Linked DNA regions of Homo sapiens: region 1 is linked to region 2. A link is a contact called in ENCODE Hi-C or POLR2A ChIA-PET data. All regions are on one chromosome and are shown on one strand. The core of a region is the stretch at or near the end of the contact, and the rest is flanking DNA. Distances in the headings are between cores, read along the strand shown. Region 1 overlaps SOX13 (SRY-box transcription factor 13). Region 2 has its middle 64 kb from the start of SNRPE.

Evidence for each region. A loop is a pair of places that touch in the nucleus more often than their neighbours do. ChIA-PET counts read pairs that join two places held with the same protein, here RNA polymerase II (POLR2A). Pooled maps may share reads with other maps.
Region 1: a loop to region 2 is called in a map of IMR-90, with 9 times the contacts of the local background. The contact joins two enhancer-like sites. A Hi-C loop is called at or near these places in 2 of 168 maps with a recorded cell type or tissue (IMR-90 and OCI-LY7) and 3 of 50 pooled maps. POLR2A ChIA-PET finds 5 or more read pairs at or near these places in 6 of 52 experiments (A549, AG04450, Caco-2 and 3 more).

Annotation. Positions count from the first base shown.
Region 1 is chr1:204,122,209-204,128,556 of GRCh38, reverse strand. It overlaps SOX13 (SRY-box transcription factor 13), which reads right to left. Exons shown (of 14, transcript NM_005686.3): 9 at 6,158-6,320; 10 at 5,594-5,703; 11 at 5,349-5,445; 12 at 4,753-4,896; 13 at 3,700-3,916; 14 at 814-2,699. The coding sequence ends at 2,423. Among named protein-coding and RNA genes, the nearest start is that of ERLNC1, 16 kb to the left of the region's middle. RefSeq lists enhancers at 2,029-2,528, 2,529-3,030. Within about 2 kb of position 1,360, at least 7 of the 41 ENCODE cell types and tissues checked have a DNase peak (open chromatin) inside an H3K27ac peak, as active enhancers do.
Region 2 is chr1:203,921,658-203,928,829 of GRCh38, reverse strand. No RefSeq gene overlaps it. Among named protein-coding and RNA genes, the nearest start is that of SNRPE, 64 kb to the right of the region's middle. Within about 2 kb of position 2,074, at least 3 of the 41 ENCODE cell types and tissues checked have a DNase peak (open chromatin) inside an H3K27ac peak, as active enhancers do.

The DNA.
Region 1 (6,348 bases), core at 111-2,610, 200 kb before region 2:
CCTCCCCTGTTGTGAACACAAGCCTCTATTAATGCAGCCCAAGTCCAACTCTTCCACAAGAACTACTGCCATTCGGTTTTGCTGTCCCCACTCTATACTGATGGGATTAATTTTTCACTACAAGATGTGTCTCTCTAGAGCCTGGTTAATATGCATTTTTGAGGTGTTTCAGTCTGTCATCCGGCCCTTGCAGGCCTATTACTTCTCCTAATGGGATAACTAGGTCTGAAGTGTTCACTCAAAGCATGTGTCATGGATAGAGAGCCCTGAAGCATTATCATTAGAGACCCTGCTTCATTAATTAGCATCGTAGGGGCCTCAGATGGGCTTCAGGGTAAACCTTTGTGGGCCCTTTTCTAAGAAAAGGATCCACAGCTTTCATTAGAGTCTCAAAGGGCTACTTCTCTGAATGGTAAGAACCAGGTATAAGGTTTAATCTTGTTGTCAGATGAGGACAATGAGGCCCCAAAGGAGAGACCTGGCTCCCACTCCCCAACCCCAGCCATGTGGCCAGTTCTAGAGAGACCCCGAGCTTCATGACTCCTATTACAGTGCTCTTACTACTGCCTTCTTTCTTAGGATCCGGGTGGCCTCACCTCGTCAAGGTAGGGGCATTCAGCGTGGGCTCTGTGGAGGGCATGTGTCACTCACAAGCTTGGCCTGGGATTCCCTTGCATTAAGCCAATTCCTCTGAGGCCCCAGGCCTGAAGCTCCTGCAGGCTGCCACCAGGGGACAGTGGTGCCCAGGCTGGTGGCATATTTGGGAATTCTGGACTTAGGCCAGCCTCCCTCCTCCCCTGCACAAGGGCCAGATTCTGAAATGATCTGTCTTTATTATGTCATCAGAAAACAAAAAAATCCCCCGAGTGTAAACAGGAGAAATGTGCTGGTTAAGTTACTCATCATTATCTTATTATTAACAAAATAAAGCACTATCTATGTTTACAGTCATAAAAAAAGAAACAGCCTGGAGAGAAGTGGGGGCTTTGAGGATGGAGAGAAGACGGGGGCAGACACAGACTCCACATCTGGCCCTGTGGGATTTGGGGTTCCCATACTGATCCAAGGGCTATTTAGATCTTCAGAGTTAGGTGACAATGGGATTTGATTTCCTTAGGGAACAAACTTTGTGAAACTGATCAGAGGCTGAGATCCAGTCCCTAGTATAGAGTGGGGGAGGGGAGGGCAGGCAGGTGAGGGGCAGGGCTGGGTGGGAGAGGCTGAAGCCCAGGAGTCTTCTCAACCTCTTCCAAGAATGGGGACCCCCCCGACCCTGTGCTCATGAGGGAGGAATAAAGACCAGCTGCCATGGACAGCCCCTCTCCAGGGCCTCTGACGCTGGCAGGAAGGGGAGCACCATCAATCCTCCTGTCCCAACTCCCTCGTGGGATCAGGTTGGGACCAGGGGCGGGGGCACCAGGACAAAGCCCCTTGGAGGCCGAGGCACATTCCCATGCTGATCAGAGCTAAAAATGGCTCCGTGGGAACCGACTGGCAGAGCCAGGGAGGGAGTGAAGGGGAGGGCAGGAGGAGGTCAGGAAGGCTGATGAGCCCAGGGCAGACCAGGGGCCTACATAGACCCAGAGAATCCAGAGGGCACAGGGGGCAAAGGACAGACACCAAGAAAGAGAGAAATAGAGGGCCTTGCAGAGAGACGAGGACAGAGAGAGACAGAAATGCACACAAGGACACACAGAACCTGAGACACCCAGACTGACAAAGAGGTAGCAATTTGGGGACAAAGAGAAGCACAGAAAGAGGCCCCCAGAGAAGCAGGAGTGGCATCGAGAGACACACCCACAGGAACTCAGCAACAGTGCCTGGCACGTAGTGGGCACTCAATAAATATCTTGTGCAGTGAATGAACAGATGAAACACACACACGTGCACGCGCACACATACAGCAGCCAGAGGCACAATAGGCTTGGCAGAGATGAAAACAGCAAGGGACAGCCAGACCCTTTTGCACAAAGTACAAAGCGATCCTGGTGATAGACGAGCAGTCTGGGGGAGTGTGGGAGGGGTGTTGGTCCCACAGTGGCTGGTCCAGCCAGGACAAGAATGGAAACAAAGCATGTGACCCCAGGGAGACAGGTCGGTAGATGCCATACCCCAGGTGGATAGACACCTGCAGGAGAGGAGAGTCATACAGTGTCCCCTGGCCATAAGCCCTAAAGGCTGAGGTGCTCAGCCTGCTCAGCCCATGGCCATACTGCAGTTCCTGCCCACCCAGGCCAACAGCTCCTCAGGAAGGGAGGGCGCCTCTCCCCTCATGAATGTATCTGCAAGTGCACAGCTTTGCCCATCTCTGGGGCACGAACAAGTCCAAGTACCAACATAGTCTTAGGTTGGCTGGCTGTGCCCATCGAGTTGGGACAAGGTCTTCCCCAGAGGAGAAGGGGCCAGGCCCACCCAGCCGGGATCAGTCTGTGAGCACCACCAACTCCCCATCGCTCTTCTCTTCGCCCTCCGAGTCCTCGTCCTCGCTGTACCGGTACATCTCGCCATCAGCCACCGAGTGCCTGTCATCTGTGCCCTCACCCTCCTCTCTGAGGCTGCAGGTGTTGACGATCACAGGCATGTTGGGGTCCAGGCTACGAGGGACATAGTGCTCCACCAGTGGCTGTGCCAGCGGCATGCCTGCTGCCCGAGGGTACAGGACATCTGAGGAGCTCATCTGCACCTGGCCAGCCTGCGGGCTGTGGGGCAGAGAAGGGGAACGGTGATGGATGCACACTTGATTCAACCCCAAACCCATCTCCCCTCCAGGCCTCCTCAGAGCATGCACTCCCACTCCACACACTCTTGGCTGTGACTTATATACCCTGCCCCCAGCCTGCTTTCTGATGGCCAAATTCACTGGCACCTACGACCCTGCAGATGACCTGCAGACCTAGGGCCATAGATGTGTTCAACAGATAATATTCTTGGAGGATCATGTGTGAATCCAGTTTTTAGAACTTGTATATTTTATGTTTTGTTTACTTATATTTAGAGACAGGGTCATGCTCTGTCACCCATGCTGGAGAACAGTGGTACAATCACAGCTGACTGCAGCGTCAGCCTCCCAGGCTCAAGTGATCCTCCTGAGCCTGCCTCAGCCTCCTGAGTAGCTGGGACTACAGGTGTGAACCACCACACCTGGCTAATTTTATTTAAAGATGAGGTTTCACTATGTTGCCCAGGCTGGTCTCAAACTCCTGAGCTCAAGGGATCCTCCTGCCTCAGCCTCCCAAAGTGTTGGCATTACAGGCGTGTGTCACTATACCAGGCAGAAATTGTATATTTTAAATGCCCTGGGAGATGTCCTGTTTAAAGGAATAGACTAGGGTGCTTGCTTTAGTCAAGTCAGGAACCTTTCTGTGTGATGAATACTTTGATTTCTAGCACCTCTGAATTTCTATTGAGTTTATCGGCCGTGGGATCTACAGGCACTTTCTCCAGGTCCACGTGGCCAGTCCTCCAGTCACATTCCTACATCCTCAGCCACTGAGTGCTCACCACAGTCACATACATAGCCATACACAGTCGGGTCGCACGTGCAGGCTCAGCTATACACAGATAACACACACACGTACGCATACACACAGCACCCCTGGGGTCACACACAAAGGCAGGCCACACACTGACACCCAGCCACTCATGAGAGCTACACATGTACACACAGTCTCCTGGCTGCCTGCGGGGGGGCCTGCTCACGGGATCACGTAGCTCTGGCGGGCATCCTGACGCCGGGTCCTCATCAGGGCCTTGTACTCTCCCACGCGCAGCCGCTTGCCCTCCACGATGCAGGTGCGCTTGGGCCGCGGCTTGTACTTGTAGTCAGGATACTTCTCCAGGTGCTGCCGGCTCAGCCGCGCCTGTTCCTCATAGTAGGGCTGCTTCTCCTGGTTGGTCATGGACTTCCAGCGAGATCCTGACCCAACCCCCCAGGGGCAGGCAGTCAGTGCTGGGCTCTGCTGACCACCCCCAGCCCCATGCAGGACCTGAGAAGACCTTGATCCCCAGGTGGGTCCATAAGATAATATATGTGCAAGCACTTAGCAAGGGCCTGGCCCGATACGGGTGCTCCTTGGATATTGGGCAAATGAATGAAGTTGGCCTGTATAGGGATATCCAACTGCCAGCTTAAGACTCAGTACCCACCCATGTTCCTAACAATCCAGCAACTTCCTTGAGCCTCTGGCCTGCCTGATTTGCATAAACAAAAGAGCAGCCACCTCAGACCTTCAACAACCCAGACAGGCTCCCTGCTCAGGACAAAATACCTGATGTCTCAGTTGACAGAGTCCTGCGCTGACACTGGAGGAGCCTCAGTCTTGAAAACAACTGGCCCCTCGAGCTCCATCTGCCCTGCCCAACATCCCTCCGTGGCCACCAATCAGGACATATAATTTAAAAAAATCTTTCTAGTGACAGCCCAGGAACACTAGTCTCTCCTGTTTTCTGCCAGAGCAAGGGTCTGGACAAACAGTGGAACAGGTTAGGTTTAGATCAGGAGTACTAAAGAATGTAAACACACACACACGCACACTCCTTGAGTTCTTGAGGACAGGTGCTACCGAACACTTCAGTGATATAAGACCCCAGGACCCAGCTGCCCTCACATCCCCAGCAACTCCTGCACCCCTGTCGTCAGATTCCACTGGAGTCCAACACAGTATGGAATATCACCAAGCAAGCCCTGAATAGACCCAGCTGGCTCCTGCAACCAGGTCACACTGAACCATGGCCCCAGCCACTGGCCCTTACCAAGGATCTTGCTGATGCTGGAGTTGTGCATGTCTGGGAAGGCTTGCAGGATCTTCCTCCGCTCATCCTTGGCCCACACCATGAAGGCGTTCATGGGCCTCTTGATGTGGCTGCTGTTTCGGGACTCGGGGAAGTGGCGGGAGCCTGGGAGACAGGAGTGAAGTCAGCCAAGCAGCCTGTCTGGGGTCAGGAGAGTGCCCCAGGGCCAGCAGAGAGACGTCCCCTACTTGACCAGCAGGAGGCACTGAGGAGGCTCCCACAGCAGCCAGCCGAGGAGGAGCAAGGCAGGAGCAGATGGGGCAGAAGAAACAGCAAATTATCCGCAGAGGCCCAGCCAGGGAACCAGAGACAGACACACAAGAAAATCACAGCGGTATGGCCTCAAGAGAGAGCAGAAACTCAGCAGTCACAAAACTTAGGAAAGCAGACTCAGAGACAGAGCCGACAGACACATAATGGGACAGCAGAGGCACACACACCTGGAAAGGACCCAACAGACCAAGGGAGGGAAGAGATCAGAGGCAGACACAGCCCTGGCCCTGGTGGAATACAGAGTTGGGCCCTCCTGCGCATCAGCCCTGCGCCTGAGCCCTCACCATCCATGTCGCAGCTCAGCATGGCTTCCTCCAGTGGGTGCACACAGCCGTCCTCCAGCCGCTCCTTGGCTGGGGATGAGTCCAGGCTGATGAGGTCCTAGGTTGACAGGGGCAACCTGACATCAGCCTCCTCTGCATCACCCCACTCCTCCCCATGCTCCTCTCTTGGTGGCCTCAGACTGTGTCTTCCACTCCTGGCCACCATCTGTTGCTGCCCCTAGGCTCAAGGGAGTGGGGGACCATACCTTACGGAAGGGGGTGTTGGGGGAGCCATCCAAGGCCCCACTGTGGCTGTGCAGCAGCTGCCGAGCATCCTGGATGGCTTTGGTGACAGCGTCCCCTTCACCAAGGAAGCCTGTGGGAGAGGGCAGAAGAGAGGGAAGAGAAGCGAGAGAAGCTGAGGGCATCAGCCCAGCATGAGCCCAAACTCCATCAGCTTCCCGCCATGCCACTCCCATGAGGCACCTGAGTTAGTGTTCCCTCCTGTTCTTCCACAGGGCGGCTGCATTGCATGTCCTCAGGGATATGCCACTTACACTGGCTAGTTATTGTGCATGTCAATAGACTAGAAATGACAACAGTACCCCCTGGAACTATGTGACTCTGGCCTGAATCCCTGATGCTTGGAATGCCCAGACAGATATGATGAGGGAGAGGAAGAAGGGGATCTTCTGCTAAGAGCAAGTCTAACCCCTCATTTGATAAAATCTGGAACCCAGGGAGGAGAAGGGACCTGCTCAAGGTCGCATCATGCCGCCGGCTCTCCCCTAAGAGGGCTGAGGGACAAGTGCAGGCAGCAGGAGGCTTACCCAGAGGCAGGCTCGGGGGGCTGGACTGCAGGTCCCGCGTGGGGCCTCCATGGCTGGGGGGGCGGGGCACACAGCTGCTCATCTTCAGGCTTGGGGAGCTGGAGGTGTTGGGCAGCTCGGGGGCCTTGGGCTTGGCTGTGAGGTTCAGGGGCTGGGAGGGCTCCTGAGGGAGACCCAGCAGGTCAGAGGAT
Region 2 (7,172 bases), core at 825-3,324:
TGCTATAAGATAATTTTACAATTTTTTACAATGCCATATGTCTTTTTTTTTTTTTTTTTTGAGACAGAGTCTCACTCTGTCACCCAGGCTCGAGTGCAGTGGCATGATTTCAGCTCACTGCAAACTTCCCCTCCCAGATTCAAGCAATTCTCCTGCCTCAGCCTCCCAAATAGCTGGGACTACAGGCATGCACCACCACGCCCAGCTAATTTTTGTATTTTTACTAGAGATGGGGTTTCACCATGTTGGCCAGGTGGGTCTCAAACTCCTGACCTCAAGTGATCCTCCCACCTTGGCCTTCCAAAGTGCTAGGATTATAGGTGTGAGCCACTGCACCTGGCCAAAATGTCATATTTCAAAGCCACAATAGAATAATGGTTTTTCCAAAGTATATACAGTCATATAATGACATTTTGGTAATGACAGACCCCATGTACCATGGTGGTTCCATAAGATTAGAACGGAGCTGAAAAATCCCTATCACCTAGTGACATGGTGGCCCTCATCACATTGTAGCCGTTGTCATAGCACAATGCATTACTCTTATGTCTGTGGTAACGCTGGGCTAAACCAATCTATTGTGCTGCCAGTCATAGCACATACAATTATGTACAGTACATAATATGTTTTATTTTGTCTTATTATTTTCAAATATTTAGGGGTGCATGTACAGTTGTTTTACATAGATATATTGTATAGCGGGGAAATCTGGGCTTTTAGTGTACCCATCCCACAAACAGTATACATTGTGCACAATAGGTAGGATTTTATCCCTCACCCCCCTCCCATTTTCTACCTTATGGAGTCTCCAATATCTGTTATTCCGCTGTCTATATCTCTATGTAGCCATTGTTTAGCTCTCACCTATAAGTGAGAATACGTAATACTGATAATAAAAAAAACTTGATATTGATAAATAAGTATGTTACTGGTTTATGTACATACTATACTATACTTTTTATTGTTATTTTAGAATGTACCCCTTCTATTTATATATTTAAAAAGTTAACTGTAAAACAGTCTCAGGCAGGTCCTTCAGGAGGAATTCCAGAAGGAGGCATTGGTATCATTGGAGGTGACAGCTCCAGGCATATTGTGGCAACTGGAGACCTTCCAGGAGGACAAGATGTGGAAGGGAAGACAGTGATACAAATGACCCCGATCCTGTGTAGGCCTAGGCCAATATGTGTGCTTCTGTCTTCATTGTTAACAAAAATGTTTAAAAAGAAAACATTTAAATAGAAAAAAGCATATAGAATAAAGATATAAAGAAGAAATTTTTCGTGTAGGTGTATAATATGTTTGTGTTTTAAGTAAAGTGTTAATATGAAAGAGTCAAAAAGTAAAAAAAAAAAAAAAAGAAAAGGAAATTTTCAGGCTGGGTGTGGTGGTTCATGCCTATAATCCCAGCACTTTGGGAGGCCAAGGCAGGCAGATCGCTTGAGCTTAGGAGTTCAAGACCAGCCTGGGCAACATGGTGAAACCCTGTCTCTACAAAAAAATACAAAAATTAGCTGGGCATGGTGGTGCATGCCTATAGTCCCAGCTACTAGGAAGGCTGAGGTGGGAGGATCACATGAAACTGGGAGGCTACAGTGACCTGAGATAGCGCCACTGCACTCCAGCCTGGGGGACAAAGTGGAACCCTGTGTCAGAAAAATAATAATAATAATAATTTTATAAAGTAAAAAAGTTATAGTAGGTTAAGGTTAATTTATTATTGAAGAAAGAAAAATTTTAAATACATTTAGTGTAGACTAAGTGTGCAGTGTTTATTTTTATTTATTTATTTTTTTGAGACAGAGTCTCCCTCTGTCACTCTCTCTGTCTGGCTAGAGTGCAGTGGCATGATCTCGGCTCACTGTAGCCTCCACCGACCGAGTTCAAGCGATTCTCATGCCTCAGCCTTCCAAGTAGCTGGGACTACAGGTATGAGCCACCACACCCGGCTAAGTTTTGTATTTTTAGTAGCGATAAGGTCTCACCATGTTGGCCAGGCTGGTCTCGAACTCCTGACCTCAGGTGATCCACCTGCCTCAGCCTCCCAAAGTGCTGGGATTACAGGCGTGAGCCACCATGCCCAGCCTAGTGTGCAGTGTTTACAAAGTCTACAGCAGTGTACAGTAATGTCCTAGGCCTTCACATTCACTCACCACTCACTCACTCACTGACTCACCCAGAGCAACTTCCAATCCTGCAAGCTCCATTCTTGGTAAGTGCCCTATACGATTTTTAATCTTTTATACTATGTTTTTACTGTACTTTCCTATGTTTAGATACATTTAAATACACAAATACATACCATCCTATTACAACTGCCTACAGTATTCTGTAGGTTTGTATCTTAGGAGCAATAAACTATATCACACAGCCTAGATGTGTAGTAGGCCATGCCATCTAGGTTTATGCCAGTATATTCTATGATGTTCATACAACAACAAAATCATCTAACAATGCACTTCTCAGAAAGTATCCCCATCATTAAGCAATACATGGCTGCACTTCATTCTTTAGCTTCTATAGTTGGCTTTTATCGTATCTCTTCTTAGAAATGAGTCACCTTGCTCAAAGTTTCATCATTCTCAGATAATTCTTTTTTTTTTTTTGAGACGGAGTCTCGCACTGTCACCTAAGCTGGAGTGCAGTGGTGCAATCTCGACTCACTGCAACCTCTGCCTCCCGAATTCAAACAATTCTCCTGTCTCAGCCTCCTGGGTAGCTGGGATTACAGATGCCCACCATCACCCTGACTAATTTTTTTGTATTTAGCAGAGACGGAATTTCACCATGTTAGTCAGGCTGGTCTTGAACTCCTGCCCTCAGATGATCCAATCCCCCTTGGCCTCCCAAAGTGCTGGGATTACAGGCATGGGCCACTGTGCCTGGCCTCTCAGATAACTCATATATATTGTCAATGCCATATGTCATTAATGTTGCCTGTATCATCACCATAATTATCATTAATAAAAGTAACAAGCTAAAAGGTAGTACACAGGATTTAGGCTAAATAAATGCTAGAGAAGTTCAGAAGGGAGAGTTCATCATGAACAGGGCTGAAAACTGAAAAGGACTTCAGCTAGGTTTCAATGAAAGATAGAATTAAGATGAGTAGTGAGGAAAGGTGGTATACACTTTACACACGTAAAAACAGAACACTACATCTATATGGTGGGGAGGTGAAATAACCAGAAATAAGAAAAGTTCAGTTTAGTAGGGATAATAACAAATTATCTACTAGCACTTCTCTTGCTTCCTAGGAAAAGATATAGATCCCATAGCTTGAAGCTTTCTCTCAGGCCTTTCTCCAAATCGTACCCATGTCTATATGCTCAACTCATCTTGTTTCCTCCATTTTCTTGCACCTGAAGACCTTATAAACATTTTTCTTTTCTTTTTCTTTTTCTTTGTTTTTGAGACAGAATCTTGCTCTGTCACCCAGGTGGAGTGCAGTGGCACGATCTTGGCTCACTGCAAGCTCCACCTCCCGGGTTCACGCCATTCTCCTGCCTCAGCCTCCTGAGTAGCTGGGACTACAGGCGCCCACCACCATGCCTGGCTAATTTTTTGTATTTTTAGTAGAGACAGGGTTTCACCGTGTTAGCCAGGATGGTCTCGATCTCCTGACCTCGTGATCTGCCTGCCTCGGCCTCCCAAAGTGCTGGGATTACAGGCGTGAGCCACCACGCCTGGCTTTTTTTTTTTTTTTTTTTTTTTTTTTGTAACAGGGTTTCACTGCTCACTACAGCCTCTCCCTCCTGGGCTCAATCTCCCACCTCAGCCTTTCAAGTAGCTGGGACTACAGGCACATGCCACCACACCCGGCTAATTTTTTGTACTTTTTTTTTTGAGACAGAGTCTTGCTCTGTTGCCCAGGCTGGAGTGCAATGGCACAATCTCAGCTCAGTGCAACCTCTGTCTCCCAGGTTCAAGTGATTCTCCTATCTCAGCCTCCCAAGTAGCTGGGATTACAAGCACCCGCCACCACACCCGGCTAATTTTTGAATTTTTAGTAGACATGGGGTTTCACCATTTTGGTCAGGCTGGTCTCGAACTCCTGACCTCAAGCAATCCACCCGCCTCGGCCTCTCAAAGTGCTGGGATTACAGGCGTGAGCCACCACACCCGGCCTGTACTTTCTGTAGAGACGGGGCCTTGCCATGTTACCCTGGCTCGTCTCAAACTCCTAGGCTCAAACAATCTTCCCACCTCAGCCTCCCAAATTGCTGGAATTACAGACGTGAGACATCATGCCTGACCATAAATATTTTTTTAAAGTTTCTAAAAATTAGCCATGCATAGTGGTGTGCACCTGTAGTCCCAGCTACTCAGGAGGCTCAGATGGGAGGACTGATTGAGTCCAGGATGTGGAGGCTGCAGTGAGCCATGATTGCACCACTACACTCCAGCCTAGGTGACAGAGCGACACCATGCCTCAAAAAAAAAAAAAAGTTTGTGTCACTCATTGGCTCCTATAAAACTCCAGGCCTTTTTTCTCATGAACTGCTACCAAACCAAGTCTTTCCCTTCCTATGCTTATTATATATTTAATATATATGTTGGGTTTTCCAATGCCCCTGTACTTTTTTTTTTTCAGCCAAACATATAGCCTATTTAATTAGGATTTGGAATGCTAACTCTCTAGGTCAATGTAATAGGTTATAATTACCACAGGTTATGTCACTTGAAAATGTTATAAGTAAGCCGGGTGTGATGGCTCATGCCTGTAATCCCAGCACTTTGGGAGGCCGAGGTGGGTGGATCACCTGAGGTCAGGAGTTCAAGACCAGCCTGGACAACATGGTGAAACCCCATCTCAATTAAAAATACAAAAAATTAGTTGGGCGTGGTGGCAGGTGCCTGTAATCCCAGCTTCTCAGGAGGCTGAGGCAGAGGAATTGCTTGAACCCAGGAGGCAGAGGTTGCCGTGAATTGAGATCACGCCATTGCATTCCAGGCTGGGCGACAGAGTGAGACTCCATCTCAAAAAAAAAAAAAGAAAAAGAAAATGTTATAAGTATTTCTCCCTGTGACACAATTTTACCCATGTAACAAACCTTCACATGTACCCCTGAAACCTAAAATAAAAATTTCAAAAAAGAAAATGTTGTATTTTTCATAGGTCTTTATCCAAGATGTTAAAGAAAATGTTGAATGAGGTAAGGCCTGGCCTTTAGAGATCTCTCACCAAATTAAGATGGATTTTGTCAGTACTATATTTTGCCCAACTGTTTTGCAAGGAAGAGAGTATAATTTAGTGAATGGACCAATGGGGTGAATATATTCCTATAAACATGATTCTGACACAAACTTTGCCAGTGACTTTGGGCAAGTCAATTAACTTCTCTTGAACTCATTTTGAAAATGGGAGGGCTACACTAAACTTACTTCCTCTTCCAAAAGCCAGGGATTCTATTATCCGGTCCATATTTTCCCATAAAAAGAGACAATATTGTACTATCCCTTTATCTATTATCTCTCTCAAACACAGGGCAATAGTATTTCTCTTTGGCCTAATTAATAGTATTTTAGCAAAGGTGAGTCTTGTAATATTTTCAAGATAGATAGTCTAATTTCAATTCATTTTACAAACATTTGTTAAGTGCATACTGTGCCAGACATTACAGTAAGGGGCTTCTAAAATAAATCAGCAATAAAAAGTAAAGCTAATTACCAAATAAGCCCTACGTTCCTAATTTTGCCTACTGCTCGTTGATTTTGCTTGTGTGCAGTAGTATGGAAGTATGTCTCAGACTCCTCTCTGTTGATACTGAACTTTGTAGTTTCCACAGCATCAGTCTTCGTGCATTTTATTGCAAGAAGTATGTCTTATCCCTGAATTCTCAGAGATATTCTCTCACTCCCTCAGAGCCTATATGCAATTAATCATATTCTCATTCTATTTTTCAGATGTTTCCTCTGGAACCTTTAGGGAAATGGCAATTACATCAGTTAGGATCTGATCAGGAAAGCAGACCACTATGAGTAACATAGAATTTACTATAGGGATTTATTATAGGGATTAGATCTCATGCAATCATGGGAGCTGGTTAAGCAGTCTATGCACATTTATTGCTTCTGCATCTGCTGCTGGTCCTGAAGTGAGCAAGGTCATTTATTGAAAAGGGAAGATGTGGGAGAGACAACAGACAAAGTAGAATCCATGAGGACAAACTGGAACTGTACGGGTCTTTCTCTCACTCCCTCTACTCTAGGTAATGGGATTTATCTCCAGGATAAGCTGGTATTCCTCAACATAGAGCTGTACATGCACTTGGTATAGGATTTCAACAAGATGAAAGAGGAGATCCAGTGGGAAATGGATCCTGCCCTAAAACCAGCAAAATGAGCCAGTAGATAACCGACAACACGTGAGCTACATAACTGCGCCTGCCCTATGCTGACTTTCAGAGCATAAAACTGGCTACTACTTCATTTCCACCTTCAAAATCTTATGCAATTTTCTCTTGTGGATAATTCCAAGAAATATATAGGAAAGAAAATTATGGGAAATATAGTTACAGCTTAGCTATATTGACACAATACAAAGCCAGCATAAGAATCAATACATGCAGGCCAGGCTAGGTGGCTCACTCCTGTAATTCACAGACCGGGCGCGATGGCTCACGCCTGTAATCCCAGCACTTTGGGAGGCCGAGGGGGGCAGATCACCTGAGGTCAGGAGTTTGAGACCAGCCTGACCAACATGGAGAAACCCCATCTCTACTAAAAATACAAAATTAGCTGGGCGTGGTGGCGGGCGCCTGTAATCCCAGCTACTTGGGAGGCTGAGGCAGGAGAGTCACTTGAACCCGAGAGGCAGAGGTTGCAGTGAGCTGAGATCATACCATTGCACTCCAGCCTGAGCAATAAGAGTGAAACTCTGTCTCAAAAAAATATATATATATAGAATCAATACACAACTGGACAACGCCAGGTCAAATTTCTCTTCCCTAATTCTTCAGAATCTTTTTTCTTTTGGGTATTCATCCCTGAGCTCCCTGCTACTATACTTGCTGCTATTATCAGGCTAGGAAAAAGCTACTGAAAAAGCATCTTCAAAAATCCTTATAGAGAATATTCTAAAATTTTAAGACATACAGAAGATAAAACTAAGTAAAATTTTAAAAATATACTATGTTCATGTGTGAAAACTCTTAATATTAAAAGTTAAT